Regions from separate parts of the Homo sapiens genome. Here regions 2, 3 and 4 are each linked to region 1. The links are chromatin contacts, found by Hi-C or POLR2A ChIA-PET in ENCODE. All regions are on one chromosome and are shown on one strand. Each heading gives the region's core, a stretch centred on a gene start or an enhancer-like site at or near the end of the contact. The rest is flanking DNA. Distances are from core to core; before and after follow the strand shown.

What was found. A loop is a pair of places that touch in the nucleus more often than their neighbours do. ChIA-PET counts read pairs that join two places held with the same protein, here RNA polymerase II (POLR2A). Pooled maps may share reads with other maps.
Region 2: a loop to region 1 is called in a pooled map, with 9 times the contacts of the local background. The contact joins two enhancer-like sites. A Hi-C loop is called at or near these places in 8 of 37 single-sample maps with no recorded cell type and 10 of 50 pooled maps. POLR2A ChIA-PET finds 5 or more read pairs at or near these places in 1 of 52 experiments (MCF 10A).
Region 3: a loop to region 1 is called in a map with no recorded cell type, with 13 times the contacts of the local background. The contact joins two enhancer-like sites. A Hi-C loop is called at or near these places in 4 of 37 single-sample maps with no recorded cell type and 4 of 50 pooled maps. POLR2A ChIA-PET finds 5 or more read pairs at or near these places in 1 of 52 experiments (A549).
Region 4: a loop to region 1 is called in a map with no recorded cell type, with 4 times the contacts of the local background. The contact joins two enhancer-like sites. A Hi-C loop is called at or near these places in 9 of 37 single-sample maps with no recorded cell type and 9 of 50 pooled maps. POLR2A ChIA-PET finds 5 or more read pairs at or near these places in 2 of 52 experiments (H1 and activated T-cell).

Annotation. Positions count from the first base shown.
Region 1 is chr9:96,149,350-96,152,049 of GRCh38, reverse strand. No RefSeq gene overlaps it. Among named protein-coding and RNA genes, the nearest start is that of HSD17B3-AS1, 96 kb to the left of the region's middle. Within about 2 kb of position 1,374, at least 3 of the 41 ENCODE cell types and tissues checked have a DNase peak (open chromatin) inside an H3K27ac peak, as active enhancers do.
Region 2 is chr9:95,821,707-95,824,406 of GRCh38, reverse strand. The region is part of intron 2 of ERCC6L2-AS1 (ERCC6L2 antisense RNA 1); the gene reads left to right. Among named protein-coding and RNA genes, the nearest start is that of ERCC6L2, 53 kb to the left of the region's middle. RefSeq lists an enhancer at 1,114-1,323. Within about 2 kb of position 1,431, at least 3 of the 41 ENCODE cell types and tissues checked have a DNase peak (open chromatin) inside an H3K27ac peak, as active enhancers do.
Region 3 is chr9:96,483,281-96,485,980 of GRCh38, reverse strand. HABP4 (hyaluronan binding protein 4) reads right to left here. Exons shown (of 8, transcript NM_014282.4): 6 at 1,348-1,519. Among named protein-coding and RNA genes, the nearest start is that of HABP4, 34 kb to the right of the region's middle. Within about 2 kb of position 1,445, at least 2 of the 41 ENCODE cell types and tissues checked have a DNase peak (open chromatin) inside an H3K27ac peak, as active enhancers do.
Region 4 is chr9:95,855,954-95,858,653 of GRCh38, reverse strand. The region is part of intron 1 of ERCC6L2-AS1 (ERCC6L2 antisense RNA 1); the gene reads left to right. Among named protein-coding and RNA genes, the nearest start is that of ERCC6L2, 18 kb to the left of the region's middle. Within about 2 kb of position 1,259, at least 3 of the 41 ENCODE cell types and tissues checked have a DNase peak (open chromatin) inside an H3K27ac peak, as active enhancers do.

The DNA of each region.
Region 1 (2,700 bases), core at 125-2,624:
AAAAAATACCCAGGGTCTGACAAGAGTGTGGGGAAAAACATTAATTCATTGCTGATTATATAACTAGGATTTTCTGGAAGACACAATAATAGGTATAAAAAACCACAAAAACGTTCAGACCTTTTGATGCCATAATTCTACCACTTAAAACATTTTTCAAGGGGATTATTAAATAGGGTTGCTTTCTAATTAAGAAAGCTCATTGCAAGATACTGTATAAGACCAAAGATTGCAAACAACTTAAATGCTCAGCAATATAGGATTGGCTGATGGAATCATTTGTTCAGCAAATACCACTGAGCACCCTACTGGAGTGCCTGCTGTGCTCTGACCATGCTTTGGGAATAAATATTCTTCTCAGACGTGTGCTCAAAATACACAGTGTGACCCAATGTCGAATGTACAAGTGTGTAAACTGATATTTGACCAAAGACAAATATTGCCAGCTTAGAACTTCTGGGTTTCATGGATACATCTGAAATTTCATTTAAGAATTTTTTTGTTTTGTTTTGTTTTGTTTTTTTAGACAGAGTGTTGCCCTGTTGCCTAGGCTGGAGTGCAGTGGCATGATCTTGGCTCACTGCAGCCCCCGCCTCCCTGGTTCAAGCGAGTCTCCTGCCTCAGCCTCAAGAGTAGCTGGGATTACAGGCGTGCACCACCATGTCCAGCTAATTTTTGTATTTTAGTAGAAATGGGATTTCACCATGTTGGCCAGCCTGGTCTCGAACTCCTGACCTAGTGATCCACCCTGGGCCTCCCAAAGGGTAGGGATTACAGCCTTGAGCCACTGCACCTGGCCTTATTTAAGAATTTAAATCATGTTTCAGTTTTCATTTAAGAACTTTAGTAGTTAAAATTGTATCTGATTTTTTGTTTTTAAATTGATGCATAAGACATGCATATTTTAGGGATACAAGTGGTAATTTTATATATTTGTGTAATTCATACAGATCGAATCAGTGTACTTGGAATATCCATGCCTTAAATATGTATTTTTCCTTGATGCCAGAAACATTTGAATTAGTCTCTTCTAGCTATATGGAAATGTATCTAGATTATTGTGGACTGTAGTCACCCTACTGATCTATCAAACAGCAGGTCTTATTTCCTCTATCAGACCAGAGGTTTGTACCCAGCAGTGACATTTTAAAGCTTAATATTTATAGTGTGATAACAGTGACCTCTCAGCACCGTCACCGGGCAGGGTGCTCCTGTGGTCACTGTTTTCAGATCTGCAGTGGAAACAAAAGTCCATTTCCAAGAAACCAGTGGGGCCGTACAATATGCTTTGGTAGCTAGCTTAGTCAGCACCAGATTCCGCAGAAGATGCTGGTGCCTGAAGCAGATCAATGGGACGGGTGCCACGGTGGGTTACCGTGTAAGAAGTAAATGTAGCATGTGAGTCAGCTTTCCTTCCTTTAAGCCAGTGGTTCTAGGGGTGATTCTGCCCCCCCAGGTGACATTAGGCAATGTCTGGAAATTGGGGGAGTGTTGGGACCAACATCTACTGGGTTGAGGTCAAGGGTGCTGCTAGCTTTTTATGATGCACAGGACACTCAGCCCCTTACAACAAAGAACCACCTAGTCCAAAATGTCAATAGTGCCAACCACAGTAGAGAAACGCTGCTCTAAACATAGACACAGTAGTCTCCCTAGCTGTGGTTTTGCTTTCAGCCGTTTCAGTTACCCACAGTCAACTGTGGTCTGAAAATCGGTGAGTACAGTACAATAAGATACTTTGGGAGAGAGAGAGAGACCACATTTACATAACTTTTATTACAGATACTTTTATCATTGTTCTATTTTATTATTAGGTATTGTTGTTAATCTCTTAGTGTCTTAGCCTTAATTCATAAGTTAAGCTTTTTCATAGGTATTTATGTACAAGGAAAAATGTAGTACAGTTGTTCGTCTGTATACCTGAGTTCTCACCCCTTGAACACTGTATTCTTGGTCCTGGTTTCGTTAAAAGAGTCTAGGTATTACTGCAAGGGTCTGGTGAGGGCTAGACAAACATCCCTGCAGAAGGATCGGTATCACAGGGACACTAACCCAAGAGGCCAAGTCTGTCCTGGCGTCAGGAAGGGTCCCACTGGGGAGAAACAAATGGTTTCACACTTCAAACGTTTTCAAGTGGGAACGTGAACCACCCGTGCTGTCTGACAACCTGTGTTGTATATGTAGGGTCCATACTATCTGCAGTTTCAGGCATCCATAGGGGGTCTTGGATTGTTCCCGCAGATAACGGGGGACTATTGCAATTGCTAACATCAAGTGTTCTCCTTTCCCTACCACCTGGACTTGAAGATGGGGTTGCAGGAAATGCAGCAGCCCCGGAAACAGAAGCTGCGTGCTCTGCTCGAGGAGCCTTCTGGACGCTTCAGCAGCAGTCTTCAGATTGCTGCCTTTCCTCAGTCATCTTCATTTCCAATAATTTGCATGCATTTGAGGGAAAAATTGTCCTCAAGTGTTGGATCTAAAAATTAACAGTGGAGCACTGGAATAGGCTTTTAAGCTAACACTGTGTCTCTAAATGTCCATGCTCCTCAGCGCTCCTTGCAAGCAAGTTAATCCCAGCACCTTTCCGGCTAGGAAAATAGGAGGGTCTAAAGCAGGCTGAAGAAGAAAATAAGTGCTTGCCTCCCAAAGTCCATGGAGTAGGTCACTTCTTCAGCACATTCCAGCAAATGAGCTGCGTTC
Region 2 (2,700 bases), core at 182-2,681, 330 kb after region 1:
TTGACCTGAAAATTGTGATTTGGAGTGGGAAAGGGTGTGTCTGAATATGTTTTCATCTTGTGGTCTTTGGTTCTCCTAGGATGCAGTGGAAGAAAATTAGGACACTGATAAAATTTTAAGAGGCATAGAGCCCCCGCGATATTTGAGCAGTGAAAACGCATGGTCATTAGCACAGGTTTCACCATGAGGCTCCCGGGAGGACTCCTGCTTACGCCTCCAGGCTCACACCTCCCTCCATCCCTCCCAGCCTTTGTTTCAAGAACGTCCACTCATTTGTAAACTGTATATTTTGTTGCTCTGTGTCTCCAAAACCCGAGCATATTGCCTGGAGCACAGAAGGCATACAGTAGATATTTGTGGCATAGGTAACTGAATTAATAAAAACTTAGCCATTCAATATAGATTGGATCCAATTTATTTTTTTTTTTCTGATTTCTTTGTATCATAGAGGCTAGGACTGCTGTGGTGGAAAGTAATCATAATAGCTAAATATGTAAGGAGCATGGTTTTCTTGGATAGTTAGAACATGCCCCGCTTTGTCGGACTAGTCTAATGGAGAACTCCAGGGCCATGAGGCTCACTCCCTGAAGAGCAGCAATGTGGGAGGAACTCAGCACTCGGAACCCCGTTGATTATTACCAGGAGTGGAGAAGCTCACTCACATTCTGCCATGTTTGAACACCTGTGTAGCAGGTGGCAAAACAATCAGCTCATACATCATTTTCCAAATCTTGAGCCCTACCCAAATTATATTCCCACAGGATAAAATATTGGTCGTATTTCCTAGGGGCTTCACGCCTGGAGAATAGGAAAGCCCAGGTCCTTTGCTGCCAGCTGGGACAAGCTCTGACGGGTGCCTTATCCTCTTGAGGTCCCTGCAAGATCAGGCTGGCGCCACCCCACGGGTCGCAGCCTGAGATAACCCCTGGTGTGGCTCTTCTCCTCCTCATCATCCTGCTTCCCTCACTCCTGCCCAGCCTTCCCTGGCGCACTTCCTTAGTAAACACCTCCTACCTCCTCTGTCCTCACCTTACAGATTTGTTTCTGGGGAACCTGACCTTACCCACATGCTTACTCTGAGGGACACAAAGCTGTGTGAGGCGCAGTAACAACCCCCAAGGAGCTTTCAATCCAGTTGAACTTGGCTTGAATTGCATCTGTGCTTCTTACAGGAGGGTGGGCCTTCAATAGAGCTAGACAGAGCCTGATGACACAGGCGTTTGGGAATCTTGAGGACAAACCTGTTTTTATAAAAATCTGCCTGCCTCGTGCATGGCAGCAGGTTTGACTCTGGCCTTGCTTCACTAAATTAAGCAAAAACAAGCATTATCAAATGTTTAGATTTCCTGGAGTCTCTGGCTTCAAGTAGCTTGATGATTCATTTCTGACAACCTCATAAAACCAACCTCTAGCCACGTCCAGGCTTAAGCTTTGTGGTGGTGGAGTGGGTTTTCCCTGTTGTATTTTTAACCTAAGAACAGAAGCAATGCTAGCCACACTGATAAAAACAAGTGAAGAGTTAACTTTCAAGATGACCACAGTCAGATGGTAGCGTGGAAGCCACCAGAGCCACTTAATCTTCCCAGATGATGGATCACTGCAGTACCTAAGTCTCTCATGTGGATTTCTGCCACAGTCCTCTGCACACACTCACTAAAGGGATTTGCAGTTCATGGGTCCAACACAGCAGCATGACCATTGGTTGGGCAGGGCCAAAGGCCCTCGAGGCAGAAGGGTTACCAGGAGAGTCACGCAGCCTTTACCGTCGGGATTTGTGAAGACAGTCACAGTTGGCGACAAGGGTTTTCAGAGTTCTTGGTGTTACTTCACCACCCTCCCCTGCTCTGAGCCCACTCTTTCCTCCCCTGTCCTCGTTCTTAGCTCCTGCTGTTGCCTCCTTTTAGCTCTCACACATTCTCCCTTCTTCCGGTTCTGCCCCAGATATTCTCCCAAGCTCTGTCCAAAAAATCACCAGTTTACCCCTTGAAATTATTTCTCAAGAACTATTTTCCCCCAAGAAGTTGCAAGCTGCTGCATCCCACCTTGGTGAGCTGAGAGCCTGGAGATCAAGACCTGGGCGAGCGGCCAGACCCCTCCTGGCTTCATGCTCAAGTCTTTTTTCAGACGCCCTGAGATCAAGAACAAGGGCACATTCTTAGTTCATGGCCTTTTACAAAATGCTACAGATAATGGAATTTAGATGATGCAACCATTTTACTTGGAGTAGAATGTGTTTTTAGCTGAGGGGGTTTTCAGGGGAAACACATTATTTAGGTTTAGAGGGTATCATGCTTGTCAAAAGCAATTAAATGGGACATAGAGCCCTCAAAGAAATGTTCAAATATAATCTGGACATGGTTTGGGTATCTGAATAAATGTAAACTTGACCAAGCCTTCTTGTTTAAGAAATATAGCCTAAAACATACTACTCTTGATAAAAATTGAAGTTACTAAAATGTTCTGATTTAACGTTGCTTCCACCGGCTAGTTGTTGCTTTATAAATGTCATTTGCCATGTAATTCCAAATGACTTTACAGACTACAGAGCATGGGATTATTGTGTCAAAAGGAGGCTTTCATGATCTCACATAAGCCAGAAAGACTTTATTTAAACTTACGTAGGAAGATGTATTGGTTGTTTGGCCCAAGAAGGTCTTATTTGAATGACAGCATTTAGGGGACCACATGACATTTCTATAA
Region 3 (2,700 bases), core at 196-2,695, 330 kb before region 1:
CCTCAGGTGATCCACCTGCCTTGGCCTCCCAAGAACCCTGTATCTTAAATGACACCTAATCAAAGTACTCACTCAGAAAATGAAACTAACCAAAGTGTAAATGACAACTCTACAATAGCATAACATTCCTGAGATTCCACATGAAAATCAATAACTAATACCCCACAGAGAGGAAGAACCTGCTACCTGCTCACTCCCACCTCGAAATAGTGACTGGTATCAAGCTGTAGATGGAATGATACAGATTCTAAATCCCATAATGGGAATGCTTCAGTGGACCTAGCCTTAAGTTCAGTAACAAGTCGGGGACTTGATGACCCCATGGCATCCCTATCAACATATGCTGCTAGATGTTTCCCCGAAACCTCTCCCTGCAAAACTGAAGCTTCTGAGAAGAGCTGGACGTAAGCCGTGAGCAATAAGGCCTCACAACACGGAGGAGCTCCCTGAGCAACCCCTGCAGCACGCTGGCCGCTGTGGCAGTGCCTGACCGAGCAGCCAAGCGTTCGGGGACTCATCTCCCGCCACGTCTGCAGTTAGGCAGGGGGCGCAAAGCTGCTGAACCAACATGGGAAAGGCGTCAGAAGTGCATGGAACCTCAACCACAGTTTAAAAAGTCATCAACTACTCGGCCAGGTGCAGTGGCTCACGCCTGTAATCCCAGCACTTTAGAAGGCTGAGGCTGGTGGATCACCTGAGGTCGGGAGTTCAAGACCAGCCTGACCAACATGGAAAAGCCCCGTCTCTACTAAAAATACAAAATTAGCCGGGGTGGTGGCGCATGCCTGTAATCCCAGCTACTTGGGAGGCTGAGGCACGAGAATCGCTTGAACCCGGGAGGCGGAGGTTGCGGTGAGCCAAGATCGCGCCACTGCACTCCAGCCTGGGCAACAAGAGCGAAACTCCATCTCAAAAAAAAAAAAAAGTCATCAACTACTCAGTGAAATGCTCTTATCAAGAAACAGAGTTGAAAGTAACCTACTCAGGGGACACAGAGTGTAGTTCTCCTTTGATTAACTCTGAATTGTACAAGACACAATCTGTAACTCTCCCTTGAGAAAAATGAAATACAGTTAATACACAGTATGTGTACAGTACCCGCATAGTCCCAGGGTGAGCAGAAGATGCACTGTCACTCTAACTGCTCTGTGCATCTGTCAATACCTCAAGTTTCAATTCCTTTTCTTAATGAACAATACAGTAAAATTAGGCATGCATCATCTCTGATTAGAAACAAAGACTGCCAACTACTAATGTTCCATTTTCAAGACAGAAGTGGAAAGGTACATTTCACTTCCAGTAAGGTAAAAGTAAAGATTACCTCTACATACGAAATGCAATGCTTACATCATCTCTGTATTTTGACTTGTGAATCACCACGGCTTTGGAAGGAACAGTGGATTCTGGTTTCCGGATGTTAAACTCAGGCTTTGGTCTGGTCTGTTCTTGAAGATTTTTCCACTCATCTAAAGTCATCTCTTGAACTTGGGTTTCTTCTTCTACCTCCAACTCAGGAACTCTATAAAGAGATATATAATCATAAAGAATACTTTTTGATGGTACTAAAATGTCTACTTTATAAAGAAAAAGTTATAACCATTAATTCAACATATTTTTGTGGTACTGCATTTCAAATGCAAATAAGGTAAGGAAATCTTTGACTCACAAGCTTCCATATTTCATTTTCAACATTTTATGTCATCACTGCCAACAGAAGATACTTCCTATCTGTGTTCAAATCAATCTTTGAAAAATGGGAACATCACCATCCTGATGACATTAACATCACACTTCACCACTGGCACTCCCTTCCAGACAGCATGACAGACAAAATGAGGTAATTATGGACAATGGGTTGAAATAAAATACAGGAAACCATAAACAAGTTTTAAAGCAGTGGCTCATGAATGCATACTTTTGCAAATATCCTCTTTAATGAGTTTTAAAAAGAAAACAAAAGACAGAAATATAGATTGAGAGCAAAGAATTCAGAGTCCAGAAATAAACCCTCACATTTACGGTCAACTGATTTTTTTTTTCCAACCGTGGTGCCAAAGACAATTCAATGGAGAATGAAAAGTATTTTCAACAAACGGTGCTTGGGCAACTGGATATCCACACACACCAAAAGAAAGAATGAAGTTAGACCTACCTCACACCATAAATACAAGAGCTAAAATATAAAACTCTTAGCAGAAAACCTAGGCAGAAACTTTCTTAACCCTGGACTGGGCAATGGTTTCTTCCACATGACACCAAAAAAACAAGCAACAAAAGTACATACATTGAACATCATCAGATACTTTTATACTACAAAGGACACCATCAAGAAAGTAAAAAGACAGTCCACAAAATGGGATAAAATATTTACAAATAATATATCTCACAAGGGACTTGTATCTAGAATACATAAAGAATTCTTTATGAACAGCCAAGCGTGGTGGCTCATGCCGATAGTCCTAGCTACTCAGGGGGCTGAGGTGGGAGGATCGCTTGAGGCCAGGCATCTGAGGCTGCAGTGAGCTATGATCACACGTGTGAATGGCCACTGTGTTCCACCTTGGGCAACAGAATGAGACACTGTCTCTTTAAAAAAAAAAAAAAGAATGCTTTATGAATTCTAGATACAAGTCCTCTTTAGTTGAGACAAATGACCACCCTCCCCCCAAAAAAGGCAAGGATCTGAGTGAACATTTTTCC
Region 4 (2,700 bases), core at 10-2,509, 290 kb after region 1:
GTGTAATCAGAAAGAAGGCATTCTGGAAGAGATAAGCTTTTAGCTGGCATTGAAGAATAGTTATATTTAGATGTGTCAGTTAGATAAAATATTATTCTACACAAGGTAAACTTTGAGAAAAGTCAGAAAATGGAAAAAGTTCATGTCAAGTGTGAAAAACCAGTGATTAAGTTTTGCTGGAGTATTTGCGCCTGAAGGGGATTAGTGAGAGAAAGGGTTCCTGGAAGATTTTAAAGGTGAGGCTAGAGAGTCCAGTTATTCCAAGGCAGTAGAGATCCACTGAAGACTTTATAGCAGGAGAGTGACATCCCAAGGACACAGGGGTCATTGCTGATGCTCCCAAAGTGCCTGCTGATCTGAGCTGCCAGGGTCATTTGATTAGTATCAATGACTTCAGGGACTCATCTAGAGTTCTCACATTTCCTTGTACTTCATTTGACTGAAGAATAAAGGACTTAGAAAATTGGAGCCCTAAGAAACAGTGAAAATAAGTCTGGGAAAATCCCTGGAGCCTAAAATTAAGCTCTGCCTGTTCTTGGTTTCTTGTTGCTCTCTGGCAACTTCATTAAGTTTCTATTCCTCTTTCCACTCCAACATATTGCAGCCCTTTGATGCCTTTAGATTAGCAAGTTCAACACCTTCTTTGGACTGTAGGTATGAAGACCCAGTTTTGAGCTAGGCTGACATTGGACAAGCTGCAAGGCCAGCAGTTCCTGCATCAGGTCAGCACAGGGAAGTAGGTATTAAAGAGCTGAGCCAGAGCCCTGGGTGCCAGGGCTGGGAAGAAGGCTGGTCTGGCAATCTCAGAATGGCATGGTATTGATAGGTGAGAGCAAACACTCATGATTATGGAGGTCTAACTTGAAGTTGCCAGGTTGTCGTGACCTACAGACTTAGTCTCATTGTTCTTTAAACTTAGTTTGAAAATTTAGAAAGCAACAGAATGAAAAAAGTTCCGCTTAGTTATCTTGCCTTCTCTTGTCACTCAGGTGAGAATGTGAATGCAACTGGACTCTTTTTCTCCTTGCCCAGTTCCTACACGTAAAGATTCCTTTACCAGGAACAGCCCTTAAGTCTTTCATGTCAGTTGTTTAATTCTCTGGAAACTGACCTCTGTTTCCCCATATCCTTCTTGCCTAACTTGTAGATTTCCTGGAGTTTGTCTCCCTGCAGCTGAAATTCTGGCAGCCAATAGGGGACTCAGCCTCACCCCAGTCTCTAGAATCAAACCAGGTATTAATAGGAGGGATTAAGTTGCTGTGACTCAACGCTTAGGCACTCTAGCAGCAAAGATGCTTGATGTTGTCCAGCCCTGATCTTGGGCCCCAGTTTTCACAACAGGCTTCTATCTTGCTCCAATCTGCTCTTTACACAGCTGCAAAAGCCCCTGCCTTGGCAACGTTCCTGGTAACAAGATCCCTCTGGGGAATGGCTCAGCCTTGGTCTTCCACTCCTCCTCCCCCCCATCACTTCTGCTGCCCCTCATATACTGAAGCCTTGCCCTTGAACACTGTCTTCTTGATATTTACACGTTGTGCTCAGTATGATGCTTGGGTCACAGACGATTAGTAAAGACATGAACTATGTTCATCATTCCTAGGGGGAAGGGGAAGGGCCAGGGTTCACTAAAAGGGTGTCATTCATTGCTGATGTCCTAGAAACTGCAAACTGCCAATTTGAGTTTAGGAAACACCTATTATTCTACCTTGATTGTATCTAAAAATGGGGTGAGAAGGAAAGTGGTTTAGTGAACTCCACCCTCAGGAATAAATGCAGAGGGCAACACCTCAGTGAAGTGTGGTGGTCTGCAATGTATATTTCAGACATCTGCCATTCCATGTCCTAGGTATGTACCTCTACCCTGCCCTTGGAATAGGAAAGTAGTCCTTGTATTCAAGCCAAATTGATATTAGGAGATCCACATATGATCTTATCAGGGACACTACAGTCTGTACTCTCTTTCTTTGCTGCCTTTCAGGGAACATATACCAGACCTAGAACACTGATGACTATTCAGGAAAGGTATGGAAGAGTGGGCACAAGGTGGGACCCTGACTATTTTCTGGAGTCACCACCAGCTGGGACCCAGTTCTGCTGACTGTTGTAGTCCTGTTGTAACAATTGCTTTCATGTTTGCTAAAATAAATAAATATCAATGTGTTTAACCAATAATGATAACCACTTTGCTTTTTGGCAAATCCTAAAGAGATAAAACTAATTCATATAATTTAGCGGGGAGAGAAAAAGGCACACACAAAAGTCTCATCCTCCTAGATCCATTTACCATCTTGAAAGGGACAAGTAACAGATAACTTGTTAATTATGGAAGGATTCTATAACCTTACTCACTTCTACCAGATTGGTTACTTCATTATCCTATTTCTTTTCAGAGATCAGGAATAAGATCCTTAAATTTTTTAGGTTTCTGTGCTTATCTACAGATGTAGAAGAAAATGCAAAATGAGGGAGATTATGCAGTGGTATGAAACAAAATCTGAAGGGATAGAAAGGATGGCTGAGTTGCTGGAGAGGAAAGAAAGCTGAGTTCCTGGGGCCTGCTTTGAAGATGAAAGGAAGGCACCAGGAGATAAACTGGGCCAGAGATAGGTCTTGTGAGGCTTTGCAGTTAAAAAACCTGCAGATGGTTTTTGGATGGGATCAAATATCAGAAAGGCAGATAAGCCACAAACCCAAATTAGT